7 separate regions of the Homo sapiens genome follow, and all the other regions are linked to region 5. The links are chromatin loops, found by intact Hi-C in ENCODE. Cell type or tissue: IMR-90. All regions are shown on one strand.

Region 1 (4,000 bases), 980 kb after region 5:
ACAATCCTCACTATTGTTACTCCTTAAAATCTTCTCACTAGGCACTAAATGTCTGGGTCAACATCAAAGCCCGGCAGGGAGTAACTTGCTCCATCGCTCAATTTTCCAAATGGTCAACATGCTCTGCAAATCAGACTGGTATTGGGTTAGTGGATCTTTAATCTCCTAGATGATCTGAACTAGAAAGATGGCCAGGCACAAGCCAATACTGAATTAATTTCCCTCAAAATCTGCCTTCCATAAATCCAGCCATCCCTGATTTTCAATACATGCAACCCAGCTTCATCCAGAGCATCAACCTCCCCTGAAACAGTTCTATTGCTCACTGAATCTCAATCTGTTCAGGCCTTAAGTATACACAAAGGTGAACGGAACGAAGAAAAGGGAAGATTGATCAGTACGTGTTAGAGGTTAAGAAAATTTTTCTACCCACCTCAGGTATTCATTGACCAGATACCTACCACACATGCTTGTGCTGTGCTAGAACCTGAAATCCCAAAGGAGCACAAAATCACGGTATCCACCCTCGTGGAGCTTACAGTCCAGCAAAAGCCTCTACTAATCAGCAAAGGTGGGAGGAATGATCTAATACAGAAAACAACTTTTAAAAAGTTGGAAAAAATGACATCGAAGGAATAAAATCAATGGATTTAGCATCTCCACTTTAGAAAGGAGGTACTGTGTACTTTGCCTAAACAATATACTGAATCAAATGCCCAACTTCTCCTGTCTAGATGGGATTCAGGACCACAAATTGATCAAATCACACCCTGTTTTGCCCACAAATCTCTTCCCTACAAAAAAAAACCATGATATCTAAGTAACCCCCCTCCCCCATTACTCATCCCCTCCTTTCGGTGATGCTGTTTTTCCTGATCCTTTTACAAAGACAGTTACCCCTTGGAAGATTTATTTCTTAAGCCAGGAGTTCACAGACTTAGGTAAGTGTTGAGAATTTCTTAGAGCACTTTTAAAAGTGCAGATTCCTGAGTCTTTCCTTAAAATTCTGAGCCAGTTTTCTACAATAAGATTTAGAAAATTTCATTTTTAACAAGCACTTTGTGTGTTCCACTCTTCTGAAGCCAGACACCAAGCTTCACCTACCGTGTTTCACTGATTATTCAAAATGGGAAAATTAAATCATTTCCCTAAACTTACACAGCAAGAAAATGGCAGAGTCAGGGTCCTACCAGAGCTTGCTGACCCCCAAGCCCAAGGACAGTCCACCGTTCATAAGTGGAATGCCAGAGGCAATTGAACTCAAAACTAATACGGTTTAAGGGGAAATAAAAAAGAAGTTCTGGATTCAGAGAAGGGAAAGGTGAGCAACAAAATCAGAAGCGGCTTAGAAACAGATTTTGCCAGCATCTCGATTTTGCCTAGGGCCAGTTCCACTCACGCTAAGGCCAGCAGAAGCATATCAGCATAAATAAGGTAAAGCAATTTCTATAAATGTGTCAGAAAAAAACTTGGTTTTACATGCAATTAATTGCAAAGACATTTCTTAATGGCAGCCTCCTCTTGCCTTTCCAAATTAATGAGTCAGAAAAGCACGGCTCTCACTAGCATCTTTAAAAGTGGGCAAACCCCCCCTCCTAGGCTCCCATTAAAACAGAACACAAGGACCTTCAGCTAAATACTGAAATCTCCTCCGTTTTAGAAAGTCATCTTGATGCTGTAAAAAAAAAAGTGTACAAATTTCTTCCTCGAATCCCTTTTGGTCCCAGAAGAAAAAGGGAGGTAGAGAACAAGATGAAGATGAAGATGTGTCATTTTGGGTGATGTGTTTTGCAACCTGGGGGTAGTTAACTCATTTGATAGATGGTTCTTTCTGTGAAGAAAAATGTCATTTTTACTAATGAATAAAAAGTTATGCAAGTAAAGAGGATGAGGGTAGGAAAAAAACCTAAACTATCACATGCAAGGAAGTATATTTAACAACATTTTCAAGTTCTTGCCGACTGTTTTTACTCTAGGGGTAAGTGTGTGTGTGCAGCATATGTTGGAGAGGAACTAATATTGAAATAATTTTCTTTTTATGACATCCAATCTATGAATAGACGAGGTCTGGTGTGCTCCAGCTACCCCTAAATTAAACTCCAAATTAAAGGCCAGCGTGGCTACCTGGAGGTTTGCATTCTGCAGAGCCTTGCCTTTTAAATGAACCAACAAGGGCCCACCTGTGTTTGTTACATGTCCCTTGGATAATTAATGCTGGTAATAACACCTAAGTGTTAGCACACAAAGCACCTGGAATGCGATTCGCTGTACACATTCTAATCACATCAGCCACCGAACTCTCCAAATGACCTTCTTCAAAACAATGACTGTCTTTGAAACCACAGAAGCCAACCTAGAAGGAAGCTGTATGCCAGGGTTTTGTTGTAGCTGAGCAGTTTCTAAAGCTAGAGTGTCACCAAGTGGTCAGGAATGGAAATAAGCTGCCGGTTTGTATTCACATCCTCTGGCCAGCCCCAACTCTGCCCCTGGGCAGCCGGAGAATACAGTCCATCTCCTTCGAGCAGGGCACCAAAACTGCTGGGGAGAAAACAGTGTCCCAGACGCCGCTTGCACCTTACAGGTGATTCTGAAATGCACATAAGTCCTAAGTCTTTCTACATTTTAAGAAGGCCTGTACGTTAACAAATATGAGAGACAGAAAGAGAGAGAGAGGTTGCAGTGAAGACCAGCCTATTCTACGTCATTATTTATAATATTGACATCGTCTTTTCTATTTTTAGCAGTCTGTCTGTGTCACTGTGTCCCACAAAAGATGGTGAGAAATATTGTCTCCATATTACAGGTTAGAAAGGAGGGTGGAGTGATAGGGATGACAGGGAGATGCCAGTCAGCTAACGGGATGAGGGCTCTGGCTTTGCACAGTCTCCTGTTTAACTGCTAAACCAATATCTCCTGCTGTCTGTTACCTTTTCATGTCCCCAACCGTTTTGTTTCTGTCTCACACAGTCTCTCCCTAGACCAGTGTCACAACTACATATTCTGATTTTTTTTATAGTTTTCTTGCTTTTTTCTTCCTGTTTTTCCCCCTAATGGCTTAGACTCAAATAACTTGGGTGTCTTCAAAGACCAGGTTCAGAAAGGGTTTCTCCCTCCTGTGGCTTCATATAATTATAGACATACCATTTTCCCACAATGCTGCACCATCGTTAATCACTTCAAATACAGAGAAAGCCAGGCGAGTTTTTCTGTGAACAGAGAGCTCAGGGTCCCATTTCAATTTGTGATTATATCAATAATCTCCACACTGTCTTGTGTGAACTAACCCATTATTTCTAGAGAAATTAGAAGGAAACGGCTAAAATCATATAGGCGTACCCTTGCTGACACAGGGAATATGTGTTTGTATGACATAAAATTCCAGATGACATTTGTCAGCTGCTTTGTCCTGCATTTCTAAGTGGCAAAAAGGGATTTTTGTCTTCCCTGTCATGACATTCATGTAGAGAATTGTGAGAACCTCTGTCATTAAAGGCACAAATTATCTATGGATCTCTCCCACACACAGCAGAGGCCAGTATGAATTTAAACTGCTTACAGATCAGAAGAAAAACAACAATGAATTAATTCTGATGTACTTTTTCAAAATACTGTAGTGTAATTTTCATGCTGCAGCCCCTATCCCGTGAGACCACTGGCAAATCTTGTAGCAATTTCACGGATAATCTTATGGCAGATTGGAAAGATTAGAGGCAGCAAAATTTCTAAAGAATAATTTCATAGAAAAAAAGAGCTTAACATAAATATTGTCATTTGTACTGATTATTTCTCATGAATACATCCTTAACCAAGGGATCATCAAGCATAAAATAAACACGACACTCAATCTCCAAAGAGGAAGACTTTTATTTTTCAAATGGGGATAATAAATAAGGAGAGATAACATATACTCCCATGGTCAAACAGTAGAGCCACAGGACTGCAGGAGGCAATATTGAGATACTATTTGCTTTTAAAGAAAATGTTTTCATTTGCTTAAAAA
Region 2 (4,000 bases), 540 kb before region 5:
CACTGTATAACTAATTTATGCCTCAATGATAAATTTGACTGCCTGAAAAAGTCAAGTTATTTAACTTTATTATGTATTTGAGGGAGAAAGTATTTTCCAAAATGCTCAGAGTAGAACTTGGCAGTATTATAGTCACATTTGGTCTTCAAAATATTCACCTATGACACTTGCAGGCAAAATGGTTATCACTCGGGAGAATAAAGTAGAATGACGAGCTTTTAAAGTAATGCTTACTGTGTCAGGCTGGAAGGGACTCATCCTTCTCTAAAGAACTCATCTTCTCTAAAGAGAAGAGATGGCCTAAAAGGTCAAAGCAGTTTCTATGTGCCTTGAAGTGCAGGGTTACAAGTGGACAGACATACACTTCAAGGACCCTCTGAGACGTTAATGTCCTATAATACTGATGTCACCTGCAGAAAGACAGTCCTAGGGGCTGTGCTGGAGACAGAAATCAAGTGATACAAGGTAAGACTTCTTTTCAGTAGAAAAGTGAAGATACGGTTTGCAATAATTAATATCTCGTACTGGTTCAGACTCATTCATTGCTATCGGAGCATGAGTGGCCATAAATATTAGTTGCATAAATTCAGTGAAGGCATCTGTCCATAATGAATGGGATCTGTCCTAAAGTGATCCAGAAGATATAAGAGCAACGCAGAGAATAGATTTCTCTGTGGCCTCTCCTAGAAGAACTTTGAGTGTCAGAACAGGTGAAAGGCAAAAACCTTCCTCTGGAAAAAAAAAAGTGCTCCTTGTCAAAATTTATTCTCTTCTGAAATAGCCAGAGAGAATATTACCTAACAGTTTTACAATCCCCTGGATTGTAACAAACCTATGACTTTTAAAAACTGTTGCTTGCTTTTTTAAAGTCCTGTCATTGATTTTATTTCAAAATTGTATTCTTTTATAATCACCACCATTTTAGAAAATGTGTTTAATCAAAAAGTCTACTCTAAGTGTCAGGACAAATTTTATAATCATGTTGTGCTCACCCCACCCCTCACTTCCCTGCACACACACACACACACACACACACACACACACACATTTTTAGCATAGTGATACAAACTCTTCCAGGGTAAACTATCAGATAACAGAGGTTGTCAGTATTCTTTAAGATAGCCTTTTGAGAATGTAGTCATTTTAGTTATCTTAGTTTAAGATAAATCTGCCATGAGATTATTCATTTTTCACAAAGTTATTTCTACCATGAATCTCCTGCTTCATCTGAAAAAAAAAATCTATGGTCATGTGTTTCAACACCAAGAAATACACCTATTTCTGTATGAGGACAGGCATTACTATTCTTGTGGTCATCATGAGAGTCATAATCCATTCACCCACAACACTTTTCAAAAATAGCTTCTGCAAATCATCAGTTCATGCTAATTCATGTGGTTTTCTGAAATATTTATTCCTGTTACTCCAATAACATGTTACATAGGTTATGTGTTTGTATTGATAAAAATAACAAAATAGTAAGTTTTTTGTATTTGCTATCTTCCTGGGGAATTCATTTAGGAATGGGCAAGCAGGAAAACAAACACCACTAGATGTCGCTATAAACAGACCATTTTTTTTTTCTGATAGATTTATTTTCTTGCATTTCCAGATTTACCAGACTGGGGGAAATTCTTTCTGGCAGTATTGATTCCATCTAATCTCTGGTTTGTTTAGTCAAAGGTTATGAACTGCTAAATTTACATTCTTTCTTGTGTCCCTTTGCACATCTGCAAAACAGTTTTTGTTAAGGAAAAATCACAGCACAGGGATTTTAAAATTGTCACCATTTTATTAATTAGGTGAGGGTGTCATGCTGAGTCAGTCAGTTTGTTATTTCTTAAGGAAGATCTTGTAGTGAGTTTGTCTCTCATTAGAGAACTGGAGGACCAGACAGATTAATGCACATGTGCTACGACATTAATTAGAGAATCAGATTGTTCACAGAATAGATAATTTGATAGTGACAATGGAAAGAGCAATCAGCTGAGCGTCTTTTAGAAAGCATCTAAGGGGCTTGAGTTGAGAAGAAAGTCCACTATGACTTACTCAAGTTAGATGTCAAATGGACACTAGAATGATAAGATCACTGAGTTACAGAGACTTTAGAAGTTTTCTAGTTTGTTTAGGTTTTTCGTATCTCTTTCCATTCAAAGCAGAATTTTTTCTATAAAACCCCTGAGCAGTCATCTTTAAGAGCATATAATTTGTGTCTCAGTGGAAGTTTCAGCAATTATACTGCAATTATATTTCTTTGTGCAAATCTGCTTAATGCATTTTGGCCAAGAAAGGGATATACTGCAACCAAACTATCCCGCAAATTGTAAACCACATTTAAAAAAAAAATATGTCACATTAAATTGACTTACACAAACCAAGTCTTAATTGGAAATATCAGCAATCAGCTGCTAAAAAGTCCTTAATAATAGACTGGTGGAGTTCGAATAACAGCAGCGACTGAGTATCAAACTTCCTTGTTAGCTGACATTTAAAAATTCACATTTTAAAAATGACATTTAGCAGACGAGATGATGATGCAAATGAAATCTATATTTAGGGAGGGGTGAAAAACAGCATCTAATTTGTAGTGATTATATATTCTGTTCTACCTGTGGAAATTCTGCTCAAGTTTCTCTAGTGTTCTTTATAAGTATCTCTTTCTCTCTTCCTCTGTCCTCTCTCTGCTCTCTCCCTCCAATTCATTCTCCTTCCCCCTGACCCCTCCCCAGCTGTCTCTTCCCTTCCCTTTTCTCTCCTTCTTCCTCCTTCTCTGCAATGAGAAGCTAAGGACATGGAGAAAACATCTGTAGTCATTCCAATCAACACACAACCAGAAGACAACCAGCACCAGGCCAGGCATGGTGGCTCATGCCTATAATCCCAGCACTTTGGGAGGCTGAGGCAGGAGGATCACCTGAGGTCAGGAGTTCGAGACCAGCCTGGCCAACATGGCGAAACTCTGTGTCTACTAAAAATACAAAAAAAATAGCTGGGCATGGTGGTAAATGCCGGTATTCCCAGCTACTCGGGAGGCTGAGGCAGGAGAATCGCTTGAACCTGGGAGGCAGGGGTTGCAGTGAGCAGAGATCATGCCACTGCACTTCAGCCTGGGTGACAGAGTGAGACTCCATCTCACACACACAAAAAAAAGACAACCAGCACCAATTGCCAGTCACCCGATGAACTACCTTAGACATAGGGACCAGTGAAATATACTCAACCCAAACTCCATTTGACTGAAAAAACAAAACCCAAGCTAGAACCACCCAAATGATCTCACCCAATTTACAGAACCATGAGAGATAATAAGTTGTTATTTTAAGCTGCTAAATTTTAGTGTGTTTTGTTATGTAGTAGCAGGTAACTGGAATATAGTCAATTTGTTTTTGAAGGAAAAAGGGGAAAGTTGTAAGAACATCCATAGACAGATAACTTGAAAGGAAGTCTCTGAGCTTCTGACTTACGCCTAACGTTAGCAGGATATTCTTTTTCTCAACCTTTCACGTGGGATTTTCTTTCTATTGCACGTGAGCTCTGAGTTATGTTTTCCCTCTTCATTTGTCATTATTATCAATTTTCCTTTCGTGCAGTCATTTTTACATTTCACATTCATTCATTGTCATTGGTTTGCTCTTTTATTGCAATTTTGAATCTCATTAAACAGACTTAAGACCAATGAAGTGCTCAAGCATACACACACTTAAAAATAAGCTTTAGGTCCGTTTTGTAAATCTGTATGTTGGAGAAGGTTGAGCAGCAAAGAACCCCAATTTGCCAAATGATGTGTAGGAATATAGAACCCCACACCCTATCTCAGAGATGCAAATTGACGTTATTTAAACAGTAATTTCTAAGCCTGAGAGTGCATCCAAATCACCTAGAGCTCTATTAACATACACATTCTGATCTGGTAGGATTGAATTTTGGCCTGAGATTCTGCATTTCGAATAAGCCACCTAACAAGGCCAAACAAAAGTTGAGTGGCAGAATTCTAGGATGT
Region 3 (4,000 bases), 1.1 Mb after region 5:
TAGTTTTCAACAATCACTAAACAACCAGCACATAGTGGCTATCCGATGAATAGAATCCTTATTAATAAATACAAATTAAATGAAGCATATCAAAAGAACCTGATCCCAATACCAAAGTAAATAAGGACTTTCTCTGCATTTAAGAGCAAAATACATCCCATTTGGAAAAATCTCAGGTACTCTAAAGCACTGTTGTCTGATAGAAATAAAATGCAAGCCACAAATGCAAGCCATGTATGTAATTTTAAATTTCCAAGTGGCAACATTAAAACATGAAAACAGGCTAAAATTAATTTTTAAAATAGACTTTTATTTAACTCAATATATCCAAAATATTATTGTTTCAACATGCAATCAATGTAAAAAAAAAAATGATGAGCTGTTGTACATTTTGTTTTCCACAGTACGTCTTTGAAATCCTGTGTGTGTTTTACACTTAAGAACGCACCTCAAGTTGGACGGTTTGCATTTTCAATGCTCTATGGATTTATGTGACTAGCGGCTACTATTATTGGACAGGGCAGCTTTACCATAATAGCCACGCTAAATATATGTCAGTAAGCAAATTTTATAGTTAACTCAGATACAAGTGACCAGAATACAAAGAATGGTTTTGATCTTACAGAAATGGCAACATTTGGGAAGCAATATAGAAGCAGGCTATCAGGACTCTGAAAAGAGCCTTCCCCAAATTTCTCCCCCATGTGCCTCAGTTTCTCCATCTATAAAATGAGGATAAGAGCTCTAAGTATCTCATATGGCTTAGTGCGTTACAACAGTTCATACAAGTAGACTCTTTGGAACTGTGCCTGGAATATCGTAATAATCAACAAATCTTAGCAAGAAGAGGCTGATGATAAATACCTTGAAGGCAAGGACTGTTTCTTATTCACCACGATAAGCCCCAGTACCTACCACAGTCCTATTACACTGAAGCTGATCAATGAGCATTTTCTTTTAAGATATTAAGAGTGGTAGAGACTGTGACGTGCTTCCCAGATTCTTCTTTGAGAAATAAAAGGAATTTTACCCAGGCTGCTAGGAGTGCTGCTAGCAAATAGTCCTTAGCTACCATCTTTCTTTGGGGATTGCCCCAGCTAAAGAGCAATGCCTTGGTAAAGTCAAACTCCTTCTCCAAGGTGGTCCACTTACAACACAATGACTGTTGGGCAGGCTGTCTGCTCCTCAGGGAAGAGAGTTTCGAAAGGCCATTCCAGCTCCAGAGTTCCTCGTCCTTGTGTATATATCCTTGGGCATGCACCATACTCCACTTCTCCCTCTACTGCATCCTGTTTTCTTCCCCTCCCTTCCACTGGTGCCAATCCCAAAAGTACTCCCCAGTAAACATCCTGTATGTGAATACACAACCCAGAGAATGCCAACTGCAATGAAAAGAAACAAGGACTGCCTATTGAAAGAATAGTTAACACTATGAATAAATAATATTTACCAATGTTTTCTTAACAATTTATATTAACCAGGTCAGTACAAATATTGCCAGTATACCACACAGCACAGATTCTCTCCTTGAGTCTTCCCACCAGAAGTATATTTTTTTTCCAAGATACACAACCAAGCGGTGACAGAAGAAATGAGAACAGCTGGGAGCATTGATACTCTTTTTAAGAAATCTTTCTTCTTTGGGTTACCCAAGACCCACATGCTACAACCAGGCACATGCCAGGGTGAGCCTAAACCACTGGGTTCTCTCGCATCTCGGACTTTCAAATTCTTAAATTTGCCCTTTACTTTAAAAAGTCAATGATTTCACCAAGAAAGTTTGATTAGTTTCTTTTACTTTCTGTAATGAAGTGCCATCCTTTTTACACTTGAAAGGATCTTTGTAATAATGCAACATTGATCTTTTGAATACAGATGAGCTAACCTAGATAATAGGATTTAGAATGTGAAAGGCTGGACTTGCGATGATATTTAAGGCTCCAGTGCCATCAAGAGGAATTACAGCACAAAACATCTGTTTCCTGAGACATTGTCTGATGCCTCATAAATAAATGTAGGATCATGTTTCCTCCTGCACATAGTTTTTATTTGTTTCAACATCTTAAAAGAAGTCAATATGCTGTGTCCTCAGATGTCAATCATCCAGTACAAAAAAGAGAGAGAGAAGAGAGAGATTTAGCTCTGAGATCTGTCTTCTTTAGGTCTGCAGCCTTAAGGCTCTAGGTCTAGAACTGGGATTCAATTCTGATACTAGAAAACAGTTCTAATAAAACTTTAGCAAAAATGGAAAGACAATCATTCAAAGATTTTTTTGCACCAAGTTCTGTTAGGGGCTGAGGATACAAAATGAATTGAACACAATTCAAGCCTTGAATAACTGACAAGAGGAGACAGGAGAATAAAGTTTTGGAAAGTGAAGTGGATTCTCCAGGAACCATATGAGAGGGTGCCATTCTTCCATCTCCCCATTCTTTAGAAAAAAACAGAGACTTTGTGGTGGTCCCATATTCCAAGAGAGGCTGAGCAGGTACTTCTTTATATGAAGCCTCACACACAGTGGGTAGCTCTTGCTCAGTCAGGGCAAATTCCCTGTCACCTGTGTATGGACCAATAATACATTTAACAGTAGAGCAAGGTAAAAAAGAGCTATCCCAAAAATCTCAATTCAATGACAACTGCAGGAGGATCCATGCTACTATTCTCTCTACTAATGAGTATGTATGAAATTATCCATAATTTTGAAAAAAAAAAATAACTCCAAATCTAGCTTGGGACAGTGTAACTAAGTCACATACAGCATTGAGTGCTAAGTATGAGACACCGAGCACAAAATATTTAGAGACCAGAGGGCTCAGTGTGGGCTAAACTGATCGAAGAAGCCTTTGAGACTTAGGTAATATAACGACTGATAGTTATTGCCCTCTTGTTCTGTGCCACGTGATATTAGCAGCATATCACCTGCAGTTTATCATTTAATCCCAACAAGGACTGTATGAGGGAGTTACCTCTATTAATAGATGAGAAAGCTGAGGTCCAAAGTGAAGTAACTTACTCCAGAGTGTACAATTATCAGATCGTGGAACTGGAATTGGAACTGTTTGGCCCAAAAGCCTAAAGTCTTCAACAACCAAACCAGACCAAATACTTGACAAAGAGCTAGGATGGGTCAGAAAGGCATAGAGCCAATAATGAAGATTGGGATACTGAGACAGGCCACCAGGAAAGGCAGATTGAGAGAACACAGGTAGCAATGTAAGCCATGCCATGAAGAGAAACTAGCAATACAGAGTCCAGTTTGGGGTCTGGGTAGGATGCCAGACCTTGGAATGACAAATCAGGCCAAAGGAATTAGAAAATGTGCAGGAGCCCAAAGTGGGAATGCACTTACTGGAATGCCTTATAAGACAGGATTTTGGTTACTAGGCAAGCCGGAAAGAGCATAGTTCTAGATGCAAAAAATGAATTCTCAGCAGAGTATCATCAGGGCTAATTGATGCCCTCATCATACCCTGTCTAGGAATAGAATTAGTCCTCAAGTCTGGCCTTGGGCTCATTACTTAGGAATTCAGTCACCATAACTATAAGAGAGCTGTATCCTCCAAAACACATAGTATGGCATTGTAGCCCCATGAAATATTTTAAAAGAAAACAAAAAAGGATGGGAGGAGGAAGGAAGAGAATGAGGAAGGGAGGAAGAAAGAATAGAAGAGGGAGGGAGGAAGAGTGAGTTTTAAATTCCTAGGTTTAAATTGTTTGAGAAACCCTGCATGCAATCGCATCTTTTGAGGAACTTATAATGCACATTAGCATAAAACTCCATTTGAAAAAAACAATCATTCTCCAAGCTTATTTGACCACTGAACCCCACGGGGCACACTCTAGAAACAAATAGTTTAGAGAAATGCAGGGGCAGAGAACCACACCAACTTTTGCAGAAAAAAAGAAGAGTATCACAGAAAGTGCGGATGGCCTGAGAAAAAGGCATGAAAAGGCACAAGGATTAGCCAGGAATTATGGTTGAGAAGAGGTGAAGATTCAG
Region 4 (4,000 bases), 660 kb after region 5:
AAGACTTTATCTCACAATGCTCTTCAATCCTGTGAATTGGCTCAAAAGTCTCTCTTTCGAAGAATGTGTATTGACTTCTTATTGCTGCTGCAACAAATTACGTTAATACTAGCTTATTATCTTACAACTCTGGAGGTAAGAAGTTCAAAAATGGGTCTGGCAGGGCTGCATTCCTTCTGCAGTTTCTTGGGGAGAATCTGTTTCCTTGCCTTCTCCATCTTCTTGAAACCATATACAATCCTTGTCTCTTGGCTCCTTCCCTGTTAAAAGCCAGCAGTATAGCATTATAGCATCTTCTCCTTTCTCTCTCCCTCTCTCTCCCCACTATTATCACATTGCTTTCTCCTCTCTGATTTTATGTCTGCCTTTTATAAGGTGTTTCGTGATTATGTGAGACCTACCCCAATAATCCACGGTATTCTTCCCACCTCAGGACCCGTTTGTCACATCTGAAAAGTTTCTTTTGCCATGTAAGGTAATATATTCATGTGTTCCGGGGTAGGTGTTGGGAGTAACATTATTCTATCTTCAGCAGACCTTCACTGATTTTCTGCCATTGTAAAACTTTGCTGTCCTCTGGCCACCACAAAACCTTAACTGTGTGCCCCCTCAGAGCCAGGTACAGGCGGTTACCCAGGGCGTTATCTGTAAAAGATGTTAGAACAACACTGTAAATGTAGTAAGTTGGAGAAAATTGTATTTGCTGGAAAACCTCCAAAGACGGAAGTCTGTTTCGTTGAGGGAACACTTGGGTAAGCTATTTAGAGAAGACGGAGGAAGATGAGACTCTCAAGAGGCATCTCCCAGGAACAAAATGGCCATGACACTACCTTCTAAAGAGGATTCTTGTTTTGCAGAGAGGACCTGAGACGGCCAGGGCCATCTTTCTCTGCCTTTCCATCCATGAGCTCAAATTCCTTCCTAAACAAACAATGAATACACATTTAGACAGTATTAGTTGAAAGAGAAACCAAACCTCAGCCAGCACACAGGACCAATGTATCCCAGTTGGGCATCTATCTACATTTTAGCAGATATCACTTTGTTATAAATTTTCTCATCTGTAAAATGGGGACAAGGGTATTTCTACATAAGTTGTTGGGAAGATTAAATAAGTAAAATGTTAAGAACAATGCAGTACACATAGTGAATGCTCAATAAGCCTTAACTATTCTATTGGATATAATTGTGCCTGTGTGAAGGTCATGTGGTTTGATAGACTGTGCAGCCTCCAAATCCCAGAGTTCATAATTTCTGAAGTGGCTAGAACTTTACTGTTCAATAAAGAAGCTAGTGGACACATTTGGCTATTTACATTTAAATGTAAATAAATTTAAATTACATAAAAACGTAAAATCCAGTTCCTCAATCACACTGGCCACATTTGAAGTGCTCAGTAACCACAAATGGCTAGTGATTATCTTATTGGGCAGCACAAATATGGAAGGCTTTTATTATCACAGAAAACTCTTTTGCATAGCACGTTCAATAAACGCCCCAGTGTCAAGGAATATTGTAAGGTTTTTAGAGAGCTGGAGAAAGCTTAATATACTCGCAAAATCATACATACATGGCAGTCATAGCTCTTTCATGGTAAATTTAAAAACCATAATAGATTTGAAATCAAATAAGCATGGCATCATTAACTCTGTGCTGAATATATAGTTGGGCTTCCAGGTTTCTGATGTTGTGATGAAAACAATTTGTTTTGACCTTCACCTTCTGTGGACAGCCAATCCAAAATGATTATCCTTCTTGTGGTAATGACATCATTTTCTCATAATCTTAAAACTCTGGCTTAGATCAAGTAGGTAAGAAAAGAGGGCACTTATAATTCAGGTCATGTTCACATTATCAGGGATGAACAATATGCTTTAATATCCTGAGTCTAACATATCGCTTAACTTACTCTAACATTTTTCTTTCTGTTCTAACCACATATTCTCCATTCTAGCCCCAGTGAAAGTGCAGAATTTATACCAAGGCCATCAGCACAAGGAGTTCAAAATGTACTCTCAAGCAAGAATGACAAGCATGTCACCACTCCAATATTCCATACCCACAGCCAATATTGCTAATCAATCCATAACATTCTCTCCATTGTCTTGGATGCGGCCTCAGAATCCTTCTCAACACAAGACTCCAGGTAGCACCCATCAAACAATTAATATTTCCATTCGAATACGGACAATGACAAGTAGTTGTCATTTCTGGGTCAAAGAATGTTTACTAGATAGAAAGAATCAAAGAAACAGGGGAAAGTCAGTTTTCCCATTTAAACAATGCTACTTTCCTTAAGGCACAATCAGGGTTTCGCTTCGCCTCCCTTTTTTAGTATAAGAGAAATGCTCTTTAACCAAGAATTCAGTGGAGCAACAGTGCCACCCAATGGCTGGTTAGATTAGTTTTGCATTTAACTGTTACCATCTTAAGAGAGAAACTGTCTTTCACTCATAAAAATGGGAGCTGGAATTGACTATTAACTGTTTAAGCTGCTATTCCCGTTTTCCTGAATGATAGTTACAGAAAAAGTAGGGGGAGTTCTGAGAAATGGGAATTGTCTTGAAACAAAAATCTCAGCACGTTTCTGTTATCAAACAGCTCAACAAGAAGAAAGGTTCCAAGTGAATTTACAAATGAACAGGACAGATTTTTCACTTCTTATATATAAAGGGGTAGAATGGGCAAGTTTCCCCACCCACCTCCTTGCCCCAGAGGTGAGCGTGGTTCTTTCTTTCCTATTTTCTAATAAATCACTGTGCTAAACGTCCCCTACTAGAAACATTAGAGTAGGTATATATATTGCAGCATTTTATATGCAAAAAAAGAGTGTAGAGGCTATGACAAGTGTTATAAATAGAAGTATTATTTAGTTTAAAGGGAAGCAGAATTTACATTTCCCAAATCGGAGACCACTCAAGCTTTGAGATTCAAGTAAGCAAAATAAATCTGAGCTTTTTGCACTGTGAAATCGAAGTTCTAACTCTATTAATAGAAGAGGTGAGTAATAGATTTTCCTGGTCTGATGGTGGTGGGATTTTATTACCCAATCTTCGTGATCTGCATAGTTCATCAGCCACTTTTCCAACGTGAGGTGACAGGGAGTCCCCAGGCACTAAGGCTGCATGTTGCTAAGTGCTGGGTTTTTCTCTCCCTTGGAGGGACTTATTTGAAGTTCTGGAGACATCCTCACAGGACTTAAGCCCAAGGAAAGCAAAAAGCCTGCTCTTCCTTTTAACTTCCAATCAATCAAAATGTTCACAGAATATATTTAAAAAAAAAAAACACGTTGATATTCTTTAAAAAAATTCCAGCAAACAGAATGAGTTGGTGCTAGGTTGATCTGATAATTTTTAATGTATAAAGAAGTTACACACAAATATTTATTACTGTTTACTAGGGATTGCTATGATTAATGACTTTTGAAAAAAATCAAATTTCCAATCTGCTGTTAATTTATGGTCAAAGGGCTTTTGCCCAGAACTTTTTAACTCAACCTTTGTCCTCTGGTTATTTTGGTGAGATGAACTGTGTTTTGCTGATAAATATGATTGATTGAAAAAAGACTCTGGCCTTTAAAGAGAAACTAGCAGGCTGAACAGAGGCACACAGCAAATATTTTATGCAAAAGCCAAAAATACAGTGCTAGTGAATCTGAGAAGAATATTCAATTAACTTCAGGTTTCTTCATTGAGTCAGTAGGTAGGAAGTTCAATTATAAGAAGTTTCATGGGTTATTTTAGTATTTTTTAAATAATTGTAATTTATTCTTACAGTGATGAGATTGTATGAAGTAGTTCAATGAGAGGCAAGAAGATGTGAAGCGTACATGGGCAAAATTTTAGATCAGCGGACCTGTGAATGAATCCTAGTACAGCCAGAAATGATCCATGTGAATTTGTGTAAATTACTTAACATCTATGAGCTTCAATTCCCCAGCCTGTTAAATGGAACACCAATAGCACAAACCCATAATATCATTATGAGGATTAATGAGCAT
Region 5 (4,000 bases):
TCTCTATAATTAATTTCCAAGGCATTAAATGTAAATTAGCCCTCTGTGTGAAGTGTCAGTGCTATCACCTAAGCAAGGAAAGAAAAAGGTTCAACTTTGCAAAGTAGGGGGAACTTTTCTCTACCTCATTCTGTTAACTCATTGTGGAGGGAAACATTAATATTAAGAAGGAGAAAAAGAAAAGTTTTAAGAAGCGAATCTTGCTCTCTCTGGCTTCATCTCTTTCCAAGCTCATAATTGCTTTCTACAGTTTGTGCTGAGTCCTTAGAGGACCAGCACAGGATGCTGCAGTACAAAATAAGCTACGATCTAAATTTCCAATAGGTCAGAAAGTCCTGGCTTGATGACTATTAACCCCAGTGGCCAGTTTATTCAGAACAGACCATGGAGAAATTTCAAATGCACAATGAGTTTTGATGCCTGAATATGCTTAGAATTCCATCAGCATTTCAAGGCAAGTTTTAGCAATTTCTCATGAAAACAACATAGTAAAATGTTATTGAAAAAACAATGAACTTTTTAATCAGTATGTTGCCCTACTTTTTACAATTGATCCATCTGAATCACACACATTGAGTACAATTAAAGTACAATGTATCTTGTTGAACTACTTCACGTTACATGCAAGTTTCTATGCTCTGACATTTTAATCATTAGATTTGTGATTCTTACAGGCAACTGTACTTTGGAAGCATCCAGATTAATTATTCTCTACCTTTTCTCCCTCATAATGTCCCCAAAAATGTTTAAATGTATATTTAGAAGATGAGTTAGTCTTAAATAATGTAAACATTTAAAGCCCACATTTTTCATATCCCATCATATTACTAATGGAACTCTTTGGTCAAGTAGTAAACTATAATGTCATCCTTACAGTCACAGGACCAGATTCACAATGATGTGCCACCCCAATGCTGCATTTGTTTTAGAGAAATTTCAAATTCTATTCTGAATGCTTTCGAACATTTTGTTGCACAAGTCAATACTGAAGTTGTAACACAATCAAGGAGAAAAAACTTACGTCAATTCTCTGCCTTTTTCTTTGTGCTTACCTTCATCTAAATATGTTTTGGTTGCATAAATCACACTAGGAAGCACTGAGATGTAACAGCATTACAAAGCAAAAGACGACCTCTTTTTTGTTTCCTTGCATCTTCAAAATTAAGATATATTGAGAAGCTAGGTAGAGAGTGACCAGTCAACTATAGAATATAAATGCCAATTCTCTAGTTTGGGAATGTGAAACAGACCTCTGGGCAGATTAGGTACTTGAGTTCTGGATTGTACTAGACTAGAATCCCTGTTCTGCCAATTTCTGACTATGTGACTTCAGGCAACTTATTTAACTTCCACAAACTGTGGTTTCTTCATTCATTGGTGAAAGGAAAATGATAGATGTTTAGAGTGGTTGTAAGGATGAACTTTGATAATGTGCATTGTCTGGTACATAATAACTCAATAAATATTACCCATTAATTTGATTTCACAAGATACCTGGATAACTGTGAAATAGGCTTAATCTAGATGTCACTCTAGAAATCATCCAGACTTGGAGACACAACCTCACATGCCATCAAAGACCAGATGAGTAGCTGAGTAAAACAGCTAGCATGGAAAGGGACTCATGGTGACTGGGGCCTTCTGTAGAATGACTGCTCTACATAGAAGCTTGAAATGCTCTTTATCTGCCTCTTCCTCCTCTTTCTCCCTCCCTTACACTTCCACATTCTTCCTCTCCTCTAATATGTACAGATTAAGCAGTGAACATCAAAAACTCATATTAGCCCATGGCAACCAATGTGTCACCCCAGATTTAATTACAACTCCCTCATTATACAGAGCATGAAATTGAGACCTAAAAAGATGGTTGAGCAAATGTGTATGGTTTGTTAATGGCGAGGGTTTATACCTCCTCACTCCCTTGCAGGTTATGTTCTTTATTCACTATGAATAATCTGATGACTCTACATAAACCAGTTTTTATTTTTAATCTTAAAGAAAATTGCTACTTTATGCTGCATCTTTCTCTGAAGCCTACAAAAAGCGTACAAACTACTGCTTATAATTTTATAGAGTTAAGACATCTCTAACAGCAATTAAGGCAGCAATGTAAGTAAAGCAAAAGGAGAAAAGTGACCTTATTCCCACAAAAGTTTAAGTAGATTGCTACTATCAGCATCATGAATGTACTTAAAGCCTAGTTCTCAACTTCACAAAAGACTAAAGTTGAAGTACTTGCCTAATGTTAGTGTTTGTATCTGCTTTAATCATTGAGGTCCTATCTCCTGCTCATAATAACTTTACCACTAGGTGGAAACCTTTAAAAGATAATAGCTGTTCATTTTTCCATAAGACCAGATTGAACTGATGGACACTGTAAATTTAAAAAATTTGTTTTCTGTGAATCAAATAAAGTAAGATGTCTAATCTAAGAGTCTGAAAAAAATGGAACCGTTTATTCAATTTCAATCTAAGTTATCTTTGAAAATATTTTTTGAAAAAAGTCATTCAGTATATACATATGCTGAATGCCTGAACTGAAGTTTAGTCCAGAAACATTTGGAAAAGCCTTTCTTTTGCCTTTGTCCATTTTCCATATCTTGTGCTATGTCTTAATAAGATTTTATGTTGCACTCTCAACCTAATAATCTTATACAATAGTTAGCATATTGAAACTGTCTGCATCTGCTTGAGAGGTCCATTAGGCACTTAACTAGATCTTTATTTGATTTAGGCCTTAGAGTGTTTGGTCCTCCATCGCTCATGAAGCTGCCTGTTCAAGCCGTGAGCTAGTTTCTACCTTAGAGGAGCCAAAACAAGCACCCTTGGCAGTGACTATAGCTTCTACTGCCATCATTTCAGCTAAAATGCTGTCCTGCCTCATGATTAAATTGCAAATAACATTTTTTAAAACCTATGTTAAAAGAGAACATATAGATGTCTCACGCATTCATCCTCCGTCACTCTGAACCTGAAGTTACTTAGATGTGTTCCCTAACCAAAACATCAAAATCTACATTTTATAAAAGTTGAAATTCATTAAAGCACTGCCGTTCCAGAAGCAGGAAGTAAGCTGGCGCAGGTTCCAGAATAATTTCTTGGGATTATTTAGAACACACTGGAACATTTATCTGTGACTCAAGCACAGAAACTAACTGTGTGACTGGGTTTTTACAACTTGGATTTGAGTGTAGCTGATCCTTGCGCTCATAGCTACGCCACTGAAAGTGTAATTAAAGCTAATAGTTCATAATGTCTCAACAGTATCTGGAGGAACCAGAGAGAATTGTTCCCCACAGTCGAGTTTCACACAGTTAACTGGTGGCATTCAGGATTGTTCCGGCCTGCCTCTCAAGCATCTGGCATTAACTTCTGCTGACAGCAGGCAAACAGATTTGATGGATCAGTATTGAATCTGGAATGGAAATGTTATTTTCCCTAATGTACCCAGATCTCTTTCAGGATATCTGATAAAGCTTTACTTTGGGGATGGGATTTATAAACTATCTCCAACCATCCATTAATCTAATACTCCTTCAGGGAGGAATCTGTCATACTAAGTCTATGTACAAATGTTGATTTAAATAGCATGAGGAAGGAGAAATGTTACATGGCTTTAGTATTTAGAATAATGACATTTTTATTTCAGAACTACAAGGATCTTTAGAGTCTGTCCTAATAAAACTATTTTATTTTCCAAATGAGAAGGAAAAAATATAGAAAGGCAAATTGTTTTCACAAAGTTCAGAATTAGCACCCAATTCCTTTGATTCTCAATCCAGAGAGCAATTCAATACATCTAAACACTTCATTCCATTCAGTTTCTGTAATTTATATACAGGAGATTTTCAAACCTAGTAGTATGTGAAATCCCAGGGCAGGGTAGAGGGTTTAAAAAACACTGAAGAAAAATACTGTTGCACAAGCCCCACCACAGACCAATTAAACCACAATAGAATCTCGGGTAGGGCTTTGACAAAGATATGCATGCATGCATCTA
Region 6 (4,000 bases), 170 kb after region 5:
ATCTGACATGCATTTTAAAGTCTTATTCACTAAGGAATTTGTGTATTTCCTAATCACATTCACAGTAAAGAAATTATCTCAATTTTTGCCCAGATGCTCCCTCTTTGCTATCTTCTATAACTTAGGGTCTGCTAGTTCTTCTTTGTGTCTCTCATAATCAGTATTTTTGTCTTTTATCCCTCTGTAAGAATGGTGACTTAATTCTATGGATGTTAATATCAATGTCATAAATTCTCTTTTATGTTTAAAAAACCATGTCTACACATGTATGCACACAGAGGGAGCAAGAGAAATGATTACATAATGATTCTATGTTTCTAAGCTTATTTTTTAAATGACTTGAAATTAAATGTATGAAGTTGTTCTCAGCAGTTCTACCTAGGGATGATAATAAAAAAGCATGGGGGTATATGGCATTTAATTTTTTTTTTACTATCATCCTATATTTGACACACAATTTGACAAAGAAAAAAATAACAGCAGAATATGCATTCATCATCTGCAATGATTGCAAAGTACATATTAAAGCCATGCTGTAACAACTGCACAGGTTCCTTCAGTGTGCTCCAGGTATTATCACACAAGAGGGCTCCAGGCTTTAACTATCTGTCAATGTGATTTCGCTCTGTCTCATAGCTTTTGCTTTTGCTCTCTTCTGTGTTTCCTTAACCTTCCTTGGTCATTGGCTTTTGGTCTCATGGCCTGCATTTGCCCGGTGCTGCAGCAGCAGGAGAGGGCTTTGGCATGCTTGCTCTTTGATAAAAATCATAATTTTTACATTTGGTTCTAGCTGAAAGCAGACCTCGCATATTGCACCATATTAGATGATGGGCTATCCAGAAAATGCTGTTTTACAAGCCCTTTGATAGCAGCAGCCCCAGGGTTTACTATTTCATCCGTCTAGGTATGCAGTTCCTAAAAACTGCATCAGCATTGTGCTTTGCTCAAAGGAAACAAGCCACAAAGACTGGCTGATAAATATTGATTAATCAAAATTGCAAAATGCTTATTTGTAAAGTACAGTTTGGAAATTAAATGTTTTATATATGGTTTCCTTTGTGGTTTGGTTTTGCCTTCCAGGTTATCTTATGTGCTTTTTGAATCTGGTAACATATTTCTTATATCTCTCCCAATAACTCTGTAGGATATTTTACAAAAGCAAAGGCATACACAATGCCTATTGCTTGAGAAAATGTACACAAAGCAAACTAAATATGCCATGGAAAGCTAATGATTGAAATCCTAATTTCCTTTGGCTTCATTTTTGAATAGAGCCTGCAAGATGAGTCTAGAAAGGAACGATATTGCCTAACAGGATTTTAAGGGTCTGCAGTGTTCATTCATGCATTAATTCTCTCAGCCACACAAGATCCATAAAATGCTTTCTGTACTGATGCTGAAAGAGCTGGAGAACAATTTACAATGTTTGTCTTCAAGTAGCTTCTAGTCCAGTGGTGAGGCATACATGGAAGTTGATGATTACAAATACCAGATGGCAGGTCCACTTGGTCTTCTTAAAATTGGTCCCTTAGCCTGCCATCTATCCCAGACAAGGGGTACATACATGTTCCTTATCTTGCATATATGCATAATTTTAACTTAGGAAAAATGCCTTCAGGATCTAGAGCCTACCAGATCAGGATTCTGCAGTCACCCATAACTTATACTCCAGGCATCTTCCAAAATGTATGTCAAGCCATACCTTAAATATATAAATTAAATACATATAAAAATTAAATACGTTTATAAATTATACATATATATGTGTGTGTGTGTATATATATATATATATATATGTTACTTTGGCCAAGGTGATGGAATGTTGGCTCAGAGCAAGAAAACTACACACACAAAATGGAGGGAATGGCTGTATACAGGCTTTCCCTAAACAGTCATAAAAATACTTTATAAAAATGAAAATATAGCCAGTGGTGAGTGGCCTCCTTTATACTGATAGAGTATTAATTTGGAAAGAGAAAGCATTTGCAGATGCTTTGATGCTGCTCTGTCGTTGCTTTATAAAGTTCTTAGCAACATTTTTGGCTGTTATGTACGTTTCTTTTGTTTCCAGTTTGTTTAAACTACTGTATGTGTGTGCAGGGAGGTATGTATGAGGGGTCCATGCAAGTAGAAACTCCATTTCCGAGGCTCCAAGCTGCTCTAGCAGAGCAGTTGAAATGATCTTAAATAAAAGTAGAATCATTCCAACACTGCCTGTGAAAGATGATATTAACATGAGGATCATAAAAAATCGATTTCCAAATTGCCATTGGGTTGCTAAATAGCACAGGGAGGTGAGATGAAGAATTAAGAAGCAAACGGAAACTTAGATATCAGAAACAGCTCAGAGGAGGGCCGAATGGAAGGGAAAGGCATAAAATGATTTTGCCAAAGGCAGCTGACAATATGCATCAGAACAGCAGGGGGAGCTATGGTATTGCAGTTGTCAAATCTCAGTTTTAATAAAGAGAAGTTTCAGATTTATGGTTCTAGCAAAGAGGACATGTTAGTGATTCTTACTTTTGTAATAAACAACCTAGCTACAGACACTGGGTTGAGCTTTAATGATCTGTATCTTCTATTGAGGCCAGGAGCGTGATCAGCACTTCCTGGGCTTTGAACAGAAGTGGTCTGTTTTACACACCGATGTGAATGAATTTACCCTCGGGTTGGTGTTTTTCTTTCTAAATGTATAGGTTTGAGTTTTGAAAGAAATCATTCTTGCCTTTGGTTAATTAAGAGGAGAAACTTGCTTTGTGGGAGAAAATGTGCAAAGTGTCAAGTAGGAAGCTAAGGAAAGTTTTCTAAATATCAGAGGTGGTTTATTTAATTGTTGATACAAGCATTTTTTTAAACAGTTTCAGTTGGCAAAGATGTAACTGACAAGTGGCAGAGTAGGTGAATGTGTACACATCAACTCTTCCATAATAACGTGTCCTCCTACCTCCCATAAGCAACTAATTTCTTAGCTGTTTAGGCTGCCTCCTGAAAATAACTATGTGGTTTTTTTTTTTGTTTTTGAGATGGAGTCTTGCTCTGTTGCCCAGGCTGGAGTGCCCAATCTCGGCTCACTGCAACTTCCACCTCCCGGGTTCAAGTGATTCCCCTGTATCAGCCTCCCGAGTAGCTGGGATTACAGGCGCCTGCCACTATACCCAGCTAATTGTTGTATTTTTAGTAGAGACAGGGTTTCATCACATTGGCCAGGCTGGTCTTGAATTCCTGACCTCAAGTGATCCACCGGCCTTGGCCAACCAAAGTTCTGGGATTACAGGCATGAGCCACAGCACCTGGTCAACTATGTATTTTATTCCTATTTAGGTTCTTACTTAAAATAGATGACTAGGTGTAGGCACAGTGAACTGAACTTATATCTCCTAGATCCATCATTATTTAAAATTACTTGGACACCAAGAAACCTGCCCATCTTCTTTTAAAGCTACTAAGACATTATTCATGAGTGGACTCCCAGTATCCTTTGGAAATGGTAGCAGGGGTGACAGCCCACAGGACAATTGTATCTAAAAGGCATCTGTCAAGCAAACTCCCTCTAAACTGAAATGATTTATTATAATTCAGGACACTGTATTAGTTTGCGAGGGCTGCCGTAACCCATTACTAACAAACTGAGTGGCTTGAAATAACAGACATTTATTTTCTCGTAGTTTGTGGGTTAGAGGTCCAAAACCAAGTTGTAGTCAGCAGAACCATGTTCTGCCAAACGCTCTAGGGAGGAATCCTTCCTTGCTACTCTCTAGCTTGTATTGGTAGCTGGTGATCCTTGTCATTCATTGGCTTTTAGGTGCACTGCTCCAATCTCTGACCCCATCGTCACATCACCCTCTTTTCTATGTCACGATGTCCTTCTCCTCTTTTTATATAGACACCAATCACTGGTTTTAAGGCCCACCTGAAATCCATGATGATATCATCTCAATCCTTAACTAACGACATCTGCAGAGACCTTATTTCCAAAAAAAGGTCATATTCTGAGGCTCTA
Region 7 (4,000 bases), 780 kb before region 5:
GATGAAGTGAAAGTGACACAATGAATTCTGTGTATTATATAATACTCAGGTAATATGCCTTTATTTGGAAACGGGAGACTGAATCGAATCATAGGCTCAGCGTGGTGGCTCATGCCTGTAATTCCAGCATTTTGGGAGGCCAAGATGGCAGGATTGCTTGAGGCCAGGAGTTCAAAGCCAGCCTTGTCAACATAGTGAGACTGTTTCTACATAAGAAAAATGAAAAAGAAAAAACTAGCCAGGTATGATGGCATGAGCATGCAGTCCCAGCTATTCAGAATACTGAGGCAAAAGATCACTTGAGCCCAGGAGTTCCAGGCTGTAGTGAGCCATGATTGCGCCACTGCACTCCAGCCTAGGCAACAGAGCAAGACCTTGTCAAAGAAAAGAAAAAAAAAAAACCCAAACAAACAAACAAAAATCCCCAAACACAGACCCATGTACACGAGAGCTATAGAAAATATAAAAATAATGATAATATAGCCCAATTCCTTCTTTTAACAAAGGAGAAAAGCAGGATAAGAAAGACATCATAGCCTAAGAGGGACAGGAAGTTTGGTGTGAGATAGTTCTAATATATAATGTTAACTGCACTACTTACTAGCTATACTGAATCACACAAGTCCATTAATATCTCCAGGATTTAGTTTCCTCATTCCTAAAATGTGTGCTGCACTGTTAAACTTACAGACTTATTATGAAGAAGAACACTCAAGTACTTGGAATTCACTTGGAAAGAAGTCCAAACTTTAAAAAAATTATATTTTCTTTCTATTTTCTTTGCCCAAAGACACATCATAAGTAATTGGCAGTCAGCTTCACAATTCAGACCCAGTGTTCTTTTTATACACACACTGTACTCCACAATGGATCAAAATCTTTTGCTATTTAGCAACTCGCCAATAAAGGACACAGACAAGTGATACAGGTATACATATTTCTAATACGTATACGACAAAAATAGCATTATATAGTGAAATTGCAAAAATTTTGTCGCAAGAAAAATTTTGAGTACTTTTCAAAGGACCTACTTCTACGTTTACAAACAATTTTTCGTGTCTGATTAATGAGAAACTTTGGAAACAATTTAATCTATCCAAGGATGTGAATGTTAGTTTCTATTTTTCAAGCCTGATTACAGAAGAACTTCTAAAGCAGTTTAATCTGTTCAGGGATGCTAAACAAATATGTCAACATTCATTTTGCATTTATGTCTGTAGCAGTTAAAGGAAGAAATGTGGAAATACACAGAATTTCGTATTTTCTCTCCGTCTTTTCTTTTTTAAGAACTAAGAGACTCCAGTGCATTTTATTTTCTATAGAGGATTCAAACTCCTAACTGAAATAAATTCATTTCAGATTGAAGTTTTTAGTAGCTTTACCAAGCAGTTTATGGGTTGGCACTCTGCCACAAAGTGATCTATAACCTCATAGTTCACTATTATGCAAATACAAATTTGGCAAGAAGACATGTGTTCTATGATTTTTCTCTAAGGATAATCACAAATTTCAAATTTCAAATACAAAATTATGCTTGACATTTAATTTGAACATGGCTTACTTTTAAAAATAAATAATATAAAATCTGTCCTGTTGTACTTTGGTTGAGAAAGGGTTTTTCTTTTTGTGTATTTTCAGGTTTAGTGCTTTATATCTGCAGGACATATGACTCTCAGACACATATACTTACATGTGCCTGCTGGATATATACATAATTTTGAAGCTTCTCTTGAGAGAAACATAAGACATTGTTTCAATAGAAACAGAGCAGGTTAGAAAAATTATTCTCAGTCAGTAGACACGTCTCAAAATTGTTAAAATTCGTATGTCCAATCATCATTAATTATACAAAATGAGGCTGACAAGCTCACATGCATTCAACCGTGTTGTACAGGGAATTATTACTGATGAATGACAGATGAAACGTAATGAAGATTGGATGTGAGTAATTAATCCAGGAAAGGTCCACTTTAGGAAAAAAGTTGTTCTTTCACTCTTCTTAAACTTAGCCAGTAGGGGTCAGCACAACAGCTGTGGTGGATAACATTTCCCTTTGCTCTTGTATCCACAGAGCTATTCTGATGTAGATATGGCCCATTGTCAAATCTCAGTGGTGTCAAGTCATGCTGAACAATAGTTTTAATAAGTTTTAATATCCGGAAATATACCAAACACTGTGGACTATTTACAGTTTTTCTAACAATCAAATGCCTTTATTTCAATGGTCTGGGTAAATGAAACAAACTTTATTTCAATGGTCTGGGTAAATCAGCACACACATTAAACAAGATGTATTACTTAAAATTCTTTGCAAGTTTGTAGATTGTTTTTGGGAGGATTTTCAATATCAAATTAAATTGCATAATAAATCACCTCCAAAGAATTCACTGAGTTTATAATGTAGAATAATGAAATGTGCAATATATGAAGTGAAACATCTCATATTTTAACCTTTATGCTAAGTGAAAGTAGCAGGTAGAGGTAGAACTGTGTTTATAAAAGTGTTTTCCTAAGGTATTGAGAGGAAAATGCAGGCCTAGTGTGACATATTATTTATTCCCTAGACTCTGTTTGCCACATGCCAAGTAAAATTCACTATATTGCCAACTTGGTTGAATTTTCTCTCACTGAAGCAGTCAGGGTCAGAATCATATGAAAGAATGCCATTTGGTATGGTTTAAAGGATTTCAAAGGCCAATCCAAAAATATATTCTCCACTTCATATCATTGTAACTGACATTGCAATCATTTCTAAGTCTCTGTGCTAAGTTGATTGCCTATCCATTCACTCATGTTTCCAATCGTGTAACCATTTATTCATTCACTGTCCACTCATTCAGACATACATCCATTTATGCCTCAGCACATCTATTTATGCCTGTATTCGTTTTTAAATTTAACAAAATTTGCATAGTGTGCTTGCATGATGAGGGATATAGCAAGAAAGCAACAACAATAACAAAAACTGCCAAAGTCCCTGCCCTCATGGAACTTAAAGTCTAGAGAAGGATTCGGATAGTAAATAAATAATTTTAATGTAGCATGTTCAATGAAATGAAATGTACAGTGCATCCAGGAATTGAGAGACAGCGTGAAAGGCCTGCGTAGAACTTCTTGATGAAAAGATGTGTAAGCTGAGGCCAAGAAAATGGTTATATGGAACCAAGTTCAAGGAGGGAAGACATGGGTTGGGAGGAAAAAAGACAGTCAAGATTTCTGTAACTTTTTTCAAACTATCTATATAATAATCATCATCATCAATGTTGACTGTAGTCTTCTCTATCCCTGCAATATCAAACTATTTCCTTAAATACTAAAATTAATTATGACAATCTTTATTTTTACAGATGAGAGGACAGGAGAAGAGAGGTTATATGGTTATGTGTCCAAAATCATGGCCTGTGTGGTTTTGATCCTGTCATCATGTTGCTAACTGGTTATTACAGAAAACCAAATACCACATGTTCTCCCTTATATTTGGAAGCTAAACAGTGAGAACACATGGACCCAAAGAAAGGAACAACAGACACTGGGGCCTACCTGAGGGTGAAGGGTGGGAGGGGACTGAAAAACTACCTATTGGGTACTATGCTTATTACCAGAGTGACAAAATAATTTGTACACCAAACCCCCCTGACATGCAATTTACCTATGTAACAAACCTGCATGTGTACCCCGAACCTAAAATCAAAGTTAAAAAAATAAAAATAAATGAAATCATGGCCTGAACAACTCTGAAGCCCACCATTGCCACTCTTTACCACTGGCCTCTTTTGAAAGGCTCACAATATCGAGTTACCCTAAACAGCCAAGCCTGATAGTTCTCTGGCTTTTACATTCATTTTCTGGCAGGTTTCTAAAGTTATACAAGTCTAGGATTGTAATGTTAGGCCCTCGAAAGCAGGTGTATGTGAGAGCCTACTCTATCATGGTGTGGTATAAGGGGGAGGAGGTTGGAGGGATTCATATGAATTCTGAGGGAAAGTAGGGAGGTTTTAGG

Evidence for each region. A loop is a pair of places that touch in the nucleus more often than their neighbours do. Peaks named below come from ENCODE experiments on the same cell type or tissue, not always from the same donor. Only the 100,000 strongest peaks of a DNase experiment are listed, where the experiment ranks them.
Region 1: a loop joins it to region 5, with 11 times the contacts of the local background. A loop is called at or near these places in 6 of 110 quality-filtered maps.
Region 2: it touches region 5 in a loop (7-fold over the local background); 3 of 110 quality-filtered maps call a loop at or near these places.
Region 3: a loop joins it to region 5, with 11 times the contacts of the local background. A loop is called at or near these places in 10 of 110 quality-filtered maps.
Region 4: a loop joins it to region 5, with 4 times the contacts of the local background. A loop is called at or near these places in 9 of 110 quality-filtered maps.
Region 6: it touches region 5 in a loop (7-fold over the local background); 7 of 110 quality-filtered maps call a loop at or near these places.
Region 7: a loop joins it to region 5, with 8 times the contacts of the local background. A loop is called at or near these places in 2 of 110 quality-filtered maps.

The regions. Positions count from the first base shown.
Region 1 is chr5:163,694,887-163,698,886 of GRCh38, reverse strand. No RefSeq gene overlaps it. Among named protein-coding and RNA genes, the nearest start is that of MAT2B, 190 kb to the right of the region's middle. RefSeq lists an enhancer at 2,308-2,357. In IMR-90, a CTCF peak has its summit at 2,415; a DNase peak (open chromatin) is centred at 2,376; H3K27ac peaks cover 233 bases.
Region 2 is chr5:165,206,868-165,210,867 of GRCh38, reverse strand. No RefSeq gene overlaps it. Among named protein-coding and RNA genes, the nearest start is that of LINC01938, 35 kb to the left of the region's middle. In IMR-90, a CTCF peak has its summit at 1,539 (motif pointing right); no DNase peak of the experiment used is centred here.
Region 3 is chr5:163,567,424-163,571,423 of GRCh38, reverse strand. No RefSeq gene overlaps it. Among named protein-coding and RNA genes, the nearest start is that of MAT2B, 64 kb to the right of the region's middle. In IMR-90, a CTCF peak has its summit at 1,951; a DNase peak (open chromatin) is centred at 1,953; H3K27ac peaks cover 100 bases.
Region 4 is chr5:164,011,652-164,015,651 of GRCh38, reverse strand. No RefSeq gene overlaps it. Among named protein-coding and RNA genes, the nearest start is that of LINC03000, 280 kb to the left of the region's middle. In IMR-90, a CTCF peak has its summit at 2,386 (motif pointing left); a DNase peak (open chromatin) is centred at 2,371; H3K27ac peaks cover 181 bases.
Region 5 is chr5:164,671,788-164,675,787 of GRCh38, reverse strand. All of the region lies in intron 2 of LINC03000 (long intergenic non-protein coding RNA 3000), which reads right to left. Among named protein-coding and RNA genes, the nearest start is that of LINC02143, 210 kb to the right of the region's middle. In IMR-90, a CTCF peak has its summit at 2,288 (motif pointing right); no DNase peak of the experiment used is centred here; H3K27ac peaks cover 233 bases.
Region 6 is chr5:164,502,776-164,506,775 of GRCh38, reverse strand. The region is part of intron 2 of LINC03000 (long intergenic non-protein coding RNA 3000); the gene reads right to left. The region is part of intron 2 of LOC102546299 (a long non-coding RNA gene); the gene reads right to left. Among named protein-coding and RNA genes, the nearest start is that of LINC02143, 37 kb to the right of the region's middle. In IMR-90, a CTCF peak has its summit at 2,423 (motif pointing right); a DNase peak (open chromatin) is centred at 2,415.
Region 7 is chr5:165,456,094-165,460,093 of GRCh38, reverse strand. No RefSeq gene overlaps it. Among named protein-coding and RNA genes, the nearest start is that of LINC01938, 210 kb to the right of the region's middle. In IMR-90, a CTCF peak has its summit at 2,018 (motif pointing right); a DNase peak (open chromatin) is centred at 663.